3 separate regions of the Mus musculus genome follow, and regions 2 and 3 are each linked to region 1. A link is a loop called in an ENCODE intact Hi-C map of the cell type or tissue named here. Cell type or tissue: gastrocnemius. All regions are shown on one strand.

Region 1 (2,500 bases):
GGATCCTTCCTGTCTCAAGAATTAAAATTTGTAAACTGGGTGTTGGTGGCGCACACCTTTGATCCCAGCACTTGGAAGGCAGAGGCAGGCGGATTTCTGAGTTCCAGAGGCCAGCCGGATCTTCAGAGCAAGTCCCAGTACAGCTAGGGCTACACAAAGAAACTTTGTCTCAAAAAGCCAAAATAAGGAGAGAGAGAGAGAGAGAGAGAGAGAGAGAGAGAGAGAGAGAGAGAGAGAGAGAAGAGAGAGAGAAGAGGAAGAAAAAATGTAGGCCCATAAGATGGCTCATGATGAAAGGCTTATACTGCCATCATGACAATTTGAGTTCAGTCCTGGGACTCACGTGATAGAAAAAGAGAATTAACCTTTACAGTACAGTGTATACACACATGCCCACATCCACACACATAATAAATCAATGTGATAACTTAAAAATACTGTGGAGCTGGAAAAACAATCCAGCAGTTAAGAGTGCCTGTTGCTTTTACAGAGAACTGGGGTTTGGTTCCTAGCACTCAAATGACTGCTGACAACCATCTGTAACTCCAGTTGCAGAGGATCTGACACCTTCTTCTGGCCTCCAAGGGCAATGCATGTGCATGGTACCAGACATACATGCAGCTGAAACCACCCATACCCATAAAATTTTTTTTAAAAAATCTTTTTAGAATAATTTTTACAAATTCAAATGCTATCTATGTAAAAACAATTTAGTCTCAAATATTTGTTTGAACGTTCCACTTTGTGCAATTCTAGGACCTTCTGTGGGGGTGAATGAGGTGTCAGATGCTAAATCTCTGTGGCCTAACGAAGCTCTTTCTTTCCTATGCTACACATCTACCAGTGGTTCAGAGCTCCAGCCCAGGAGGTGGCATTGGTGGTGGTGGTGGTGGTGGCGGCGGCGGCGGGGGTGAAGAGGAAGACAGTCAACAGGAATCTGAAACTCCAGATCCAAGCGGAGGCTTCCGAGGAACAATGGAAGCAGACCGTGGGATGGAAGGCTTAATCAGTCCCACGGAGGCCGTGGGAAACAGCTGTGGGGCTAGCAGCTCCTGTCCTGGCTGGCTTCGGAAGGTAATGCCCTCAGAACAGATGCTTCAGATAAGCCTGTGACAGGAGCTAGTGAGGGCTGCCAAGGTCTCAGTTTCTAGTGCCCTACTAATTGAGACAGGAGTCAAGGCTTCACTTTCCCACCCGTGAAGACATCTGTGTTTTGTTTTAAAACGGGGTCTCAGTTTGTAGTCCTGGCAGGCTTAGAACTCAAAGAGTTCCACTTGTCTCTGTTTCCCAAGTGCTGGGACTAAAGGCAGCCTGGAAGGAGGCCTCAGTGCCTTGCCGTCAAGCTTCCTGACCAGCAGACAGTGTGTGTAGAATTGTGTTGGGAAATGAACCAGATACAACTTGCTGAACTTGAGCTAGCATCGCTGAAGTTTGGTTCCAGGTTAGGCAATATATGTGGTCAGCCACCATTCTGTACCACTAGAGGGCGCTGCTGTCACAGCAGCGTGAAAGTGAAAGCTACAAAGACCGTGGGAGAAAGGAACTTGCTGCAGCCAAACTGGTGAGATTCTTTCTTGTCTGCCTAGGAGCTGGAAAACGCAGAGTTCATTCCCATGCCTGACAGCCCCGCTCCCTTAAGTGCGGCGTTTTCACAGTCTGAGAAGGACACGCTGCCCTATGAAGAGCTGCAGGGACTCAAGGTCGCATCTGAAGTTCCTCCGGAGCCCCAGCGTGCAGCAGGAGCCTGGGTAACTGACAGTGGCTGTTTGTGCCTGGGCTCTCCTGGCTTCATCATGTCCTCTCACTTTCGGGGCCAGTGCTGCACTGTCCTGGCAGTTGCCGCTCTGCCTTCCAGCACAAGAGGGTCATTTCTTCCTTTCTTCCTCAGGAGTACTAAGCTGAACCATGAATTTCCAAATGGTCTTTTTGTTGTGACGGTTTGTTTCTTTATGGGGCAGGTTCTGTAGCCCAGCCAAGGATGGAGGATGACCTTTAACCTCTGTTACTCCTGCCTCTATCTCCCTCCCAGATGATGATATAGACATGTGCCACACACCCAGTTATGCAGTGTGGGGTCCAGCCCAGGGTTCTCTACATGCTAAGCAAACTCTTCACAGATAGCCACGTTCCTAGGCTCCAAACTCAGTTTTAATGGCACCATGAGTGTTAGCTGAGCTGTATGTAAGAAGCAATGCCTGGAGTCTGCTGAAAGAACAGCATACAGCCAGCCTGGGTAGAAGTGAAACTGTAAATCAGTTCTAAACCAGAGGGCACCACAGATCTAGAGAAGCCACGGCATCGTCACATGACTTTGTGGGCTGTTTAACCCTTTGCAGCTACAGCTCTGACGTCATAGCACAAAGCAGTCACAGATGCAGATTGAGTGTCTCTTGCCCAGATGAGTGGGACCCAGAAGTCTTTCAATCTCACATTTTGGTGTATTTTGGAATATCTGTATATACATAATGCTGTGTAAACATAGCTTAAAGGCCATTTTGTG
Region 2 (2,500 bases), 210 kb after region 1:
TTATAAGCATGAGCTACGATGCCTGGCTTTTTTAAGTTCTACTTAATATGCTTCTGGCCTACCTTCCTCGAGCCTCAAAGCCTACTAATTTCATAACTAAGTGGAAACCGTAGTCTAGGATTGAAGTATTTTGGGAAGATACGTTTACTTAACGACCCATCAGAGTCTGCTGTAACCGAGTGCTCCTTTGGGTCGGAAATAGTTTTGTTTTGCTTAAACTCATATGGGCTTCCAAAAATAAGAGAAACACCCCATGGGTGGAAGAACTCTGCATATAATTGGGCTAGCAGCTGCCCATTCTCCCAGGCAGAGAAGGCCAAAGGAGCAACCTCATCTGAGGTCTGACCTCCCCAACCTCATGTTCCTCAACGCAGAAGGTCTGCACAGTCCTGGAAGTCATGGTGAATATGTAAGGGACCAAAAACGAAGGGCTGAAAGGGTAGTTTCCCTCAGAGAATTTGATCCCCCCAACTCAAGCAGCTGGAAGGGTGGGAAGTCTTCAGGTACGGTGGTGGCACACGCCTTTGATCCCAGTACTTGGAAGGCAGAGGCAGGCAGAATTTGAGGACAGCCTGGTCTACACAGTGAGTTCCGGGTCAGCCAGGAACATGCAGAAAGACCTTGTCTCTGAAAACAACAAAACAAAAAAGGGGGGCAGGAACTGCAGCTAGCAAGAGCTGAAAGGCTGGGCACATGAAAGATTTCCCATGGGGAACTCCAAGCCATCTAAGATGACCTGTAGCTTTCCCCCACTTCTTTCTTTTTATTATTTTTTTCCCCAAGACAGTACCTCTAGATATCCTGGTTCCCAGTCTGTAGATTAGGCTGGCCTCAAACTCAGAGAGCCACCTGCTTCTGCCTCTTAAGTGCTGGAATTAAAGGTGTGTTCTATCACACCCCAGCTCCCACTGGAGTGTTCCCCTTAATCATCAGCATATTGGTTTTTGTTTTTCTTTTTCCAGACAGGGTTTCTCTGTGTAGTCCTTGATCTCCTAGAACTCTATAGAGCAAGCTGGCCTCAAGCTCAGAGATGTACCTGCCTCTGCCTCCTGTCTAAGTGCTGGCATTAAGGGCATTCCCCTCCCACCCCCCACCCCCCACCCCACCCCCAGAAATTAAATTAGAAAAATATGTAGCTTGGTTAGTTTCTTAACTGTGAGACTTCTGGGGCCTTTACTGTGTTCAAGTCAGAGGTGAAGCTTCAAGACAATATAGGAAGTCTGACCTCTTAAAGAGCTAAAGAACCTTCCAACCAGCATCTTTTAGAATTAGTGTACCTGAAAGCTTTTTTGTTTTTGTTTTGTTCTTTTTTAAGCAAGCTGAGGGTTGAGAGCTTCTCACTGGCCTTGTGAAGCCTTCAGATTCACACCTCTGAAGTTCAGGTGTAAACAAACCTGTATACCTAGCAGCTAGCTAGCTACAAGGCTCTAAGCCCTGGGGGGCCAGCGCCAGTCACTGTCTCTTAAGTTCTATGAGCGCCCCCTGCTGGTTTACGGCAGTAGATTGAACACCCCCAAGCTCAGACTTCCCTGGAAGGCTATGGAATCCTAAAAGCAAAGCTAAAAATCACTTTATTCTCTACCATTCCCTCAATGGGATTAAGAATATCCTGTTATACAGACTGGGTCTAAGGAAATGTTATCTGTCTGGGCCTTTGAGCCTGGGTAGATGGCTCTCTGGGTAAGAGTGTTCACTCCTCAAGCATGGAGGCCTAAGCTGGAATCTCCAGCACCCACATAGCAAAGCTGCACATGCCTGTAACCCAATGACAAGTCAGGCTGCTCTTGCTTGAGAGCGTGCTGGCCAGCTAGCCTAGCAGAGTTTCTGATCCAATGAGAGATCTCCAACCCCACGGAAGACTGCCGTCAATCTGCCAACATTGGTAGGCCCCTGTGTGTGTTTGCCCCTGCCTGGTCAAAGAGGATGAGCTTCAGGTTTGGGGATCTATCCTAAGACAGCCCTAGCCCAGGCCTGGTTCCAAATATTCCTTCCCTGAATCCTGCTGCCTGTGGTATGCACTTTGCTTTCTATGGGCCATGGGAGCCACACGAAGTACAAGTGTGCATAGCCCCATGCATCCCTAACACCAGGCAGGATGGTGATGATGGCAGTGTTTAGTGGGTCACAAACACATCTGCCACCACACCATACCACACCACACCACACTCTAGAAGCCCCAGGGGCAATACAAATATCTTGGGTGGTGTGACTTACTGGAGGCAATTTATAGACTTTCTCCCACTTAGCCCCCATCCCCCTGGACCACATTAGCCCTTTATAAAATAACAGAAATTCTGAACCCAACTCCATTTGGCCCAGTGTCTCAGATAAGGGTGTGATGGAGGACCAGGTATCTGAGAGGCAGGGGCAAGGAGCAGACGAACTTGTCCAGGTCACAACACAGGCGAATAAGGATGCAGCTTTCAAACCCAGGATCTGGTGGCCAAGCACAAGGGTTTGTCTGTTTGAGACAGTGCTTATCTCTGTAGCCCTGGCTGGC
Region 3 (2,500 bases), 160 kb after region 1:
CTGTGCTCCCATTTGTGGATTAATTAAAACCTAGTTTTCTGTGTCTCCGTTGATGGGCTCCACCACCACTGGGGTCGACGGCTTCCCCAGTGCACAAGGCAGGGAAAGCTGTGCTTGGCAGTGCTGTGTTTTCATAATTGCCCGCACTTTTTAGACAGCATCTCATGTAACCCAGGATGACCTCACACTTGCCACGTAGCCAAGAATGACCTTGAACTCCTGATTTTCTTGCCTTCATCCCTGAGTCTGAGGTGACAGGTGCGTATCACTGTTCCCAGTTGATGCTGAGGAGCAAACCCAGGGTTTCATGCGTGCTATGCAAGCACTCTCCCGAGCAACCTACATCTCCAGCCCCTTAACAATGATCAGAGAGAGAGAACAACTAAGATCCAGGGAGTCAGGTGTTGGCTCTTCTGTCCTCTGGGCCACTTATCAGAGGGAGAGGATGTGTGTGCTTGCCTGCTTGGTTGTATCAATGGGAAAATGTTCGCTCTGCTGGAAGTATTCTGTGAGAGTGGAGAGTGTATAACCAAAAAGGAAAAAGGAAAAGAAATCAATTCACTGCCCCACCTAACTTCAGAGTAGTCGTTGTTAATGTTTTGGTCTAATTCCTTCCAAAAGAAAGTAGGGCAGAGTATGTTTTGAATACACAGGTTTTTGACACCATGGGTCCTTACTTAATTTCTGGCTCCGATCCTTGACTGAGTTTTCAGACTGTAAATCAGAGGACTTGGCCAAGGAGGTGGTAGCGGGGAATACCACTTGGGGAAGGATGGTGGGGAACTAACTGGGGGGCAATACTTATGGGAATCTTTTCCTAAATGAACCCAGTGTTTTCTGCCTCTGTCTTCAAACATTGCACAAGTTTGGTCAGGGAGCCAAGGCCACCCTGAGTTAGGTGAGTTAGCCATTAGAGGGCGACCTCTTGTGGTCAAAAGGGATACTGCTGCTCTGGTGTAGGTGCCCTGGTATAGGAAGGAGGGGTGGGGCGAGCCTAGCCCCTGCTTTTGCTTTCCTGATTATGGAGAAAATAAGGCCCAGCCTGGCAGGCACTTTCACCCCTCTCTACGGTCAGACTGTCTGTATTCAAATTCTGATGCTACAGCCTTTTAGCAGTAGGCTTGAAAGTGAGTGGTTTCACGTTTCAGAACCTCAATTTCACCAGGAAAGCTGGTAGGAGAACACGGTGAAGTGAGCCGTTCGAAGCCCTTAGCACTGAATGAGCAGTGTCTGTTTCTGCTACAATGACATTGGTAATTACCAGGGCTGAGGAGGATTTGACACTTGGAGTCTTTGCTTTTACCAACAAGCACAATGACGTCAGAAAGCACGAACTGCTGAGACCCCCATTTTTAGGCAGCTTAGGGAAAAGGCTCAGTTGGCAAAGAACTTCCCATGCAAACATGAAGACCTGAGTTTGATTCCCAGCAACTACGTACAAAGCTAGACATAGTAGGGTGCATGTCTGTAACTCCAATCCTGAGGCGGTAGGCAGGAGCTTGTTGGCCAGCCAACCTAGCCAGAGAGGTGAGTTCCAAGTTCAGCGAGAGACTGCCTCAAAAAGTAAGATGGAGAGTGGCTTAGGAAGAAGACACCAGCATCCTCAAGCCTGGTCTCTACACACACGCACGCAAGCACGCACGCACGCACGCACACCCATGCGCGCGTGCACACACACATGCACACACACACACACACGCGCGCGCGCACACACATGCACACCCATGCATGCGCACACACACACACACGCACGCACGCACACCCATGCGCGCGTGCACACACACATGCACACACACACGCGCGCGCACACATGCACACCCATGCGTGCGTGCACACGCACACACACACGCATGCACGCACACCCATGCGCGCGCACACACACATGCACACACACACACACGCACGCACGCACGCACGCACGCAAGCACAACTCAGAAACAAGCACAAGGTTCAGAGAAGGTGCGTGACTTGGCAAGCATGTAATATCATCATGGCTTCATTAAGGACTCTCCTATTTACAGCCTAACAAACCAGCGATATAGCAAAGCTGGACATTTCTAATCCCTCTTTGGTAGTTAAAAAAGTCAGCTTATTTGCCCAAGCTCGGGAACCAGGGCCCTGAGCTGGGGGGATATAAGTCAGTAACAGAGCTCTAGCCTGGTGAGCAGGAGGCCCAGTACCATTAAAAAAGACTGCAGGGCTCTTCCCCCTACTCCATTCCTAGGCTTTGTTTTTCACCACTGTCTAGCAATGTGGACCCAGCTCCCCACTTACCGAAGCCACCCCGAGAAGGAGACGGCTACTGTCAAAGGACAGGTGACTGGTGTGCACAACTGCACCCACTTTATTTCAAAAGAAGTGTAGCAAAGAAGAGAAATTCCTGGAGTGTGTGGAGCCTGCTGAAGGCAGCCGTCCTGATCTGGAACCACATTCTCAGACGCCTCAGGCTCTTAACGCATTTGGGGGTTTTGTTTTTCTGGTTTTTGTTTTGTTTTGTTCT

The links. A loop is a pair of places that touch in the nucleus more often than their neighbours do. Peaks named below come from ENCODE experiments on the same cell type or tissue, not always from the same donor. Only the 100,000 strongest peaks of a DNase experiment are listed, where the experiment ranks them.
Region 2: it touches region 1 in a loop (6-fold over the local background); 9 of 42 quality-filtered maps call a loop at or near these places.
Region 3: it touches region 1 in a loop (7-fold over the local background); 22 of 42 quality-filtered maps call a loop at or near these places.

The regions. Positions count from the first base shown.
Region 1 is chr12:85,304,711-85,307,210 of GRCm38, reverse strand. Nek9 (NIMA (never in mitosis gene a)-related expressed kinase 9) reads left to right here. Exons shown (of 22, transcript NM_145138.2): 19 at 845-1,074; 20 at 1,587-1,748. Among named protein-coding and RNA genes, the nearest start is that of Zc2hc1c, 17 kb to the right of the region's middle. In gastrocnemius, a CTCF peak has its summit at 1,474 (motif pointing right); a DNase peak (open chromatin) is centred at 1,494; H3K4me3 peaks cover 738 bases; H3K27ac peaks cover 799 bases.
Region 2 is chr12:85,091,399-85,093,898 of GRCm38, reverse strand. All of the region lies in intron 2 of Prox2 (prospero homeobox 2), which reads left to right. Among named protein-coding and RNA genes, the nearest start is that of Prox2, 4.4 kb to the left of the region's middle. In gastrocnemius, a CTCF peak has its summit at 1,486 (motif pointing left); a DNase peak (open chromatin) is centred at 1,462; H3K27ac peaks cover 338 bases.
Region 3 is chr12:85,141,417-85,143,916 of GRCm38, reverse strand. The region is part of intron 4 of Rps6kl1 (ribosomal protein S6 kinase-like 1); the gene reads left to right. Among named protein-coding and RNA genes, the nearest start is that of Rps6kl1, 8.6 kb to the left of the region's middle. In gastrocnemius, a CTCF peak has its summit at 945 (motif pointing left); a DNase peak (open chromatin) is centred at 925; H3K27ac peaks cover 827 bases.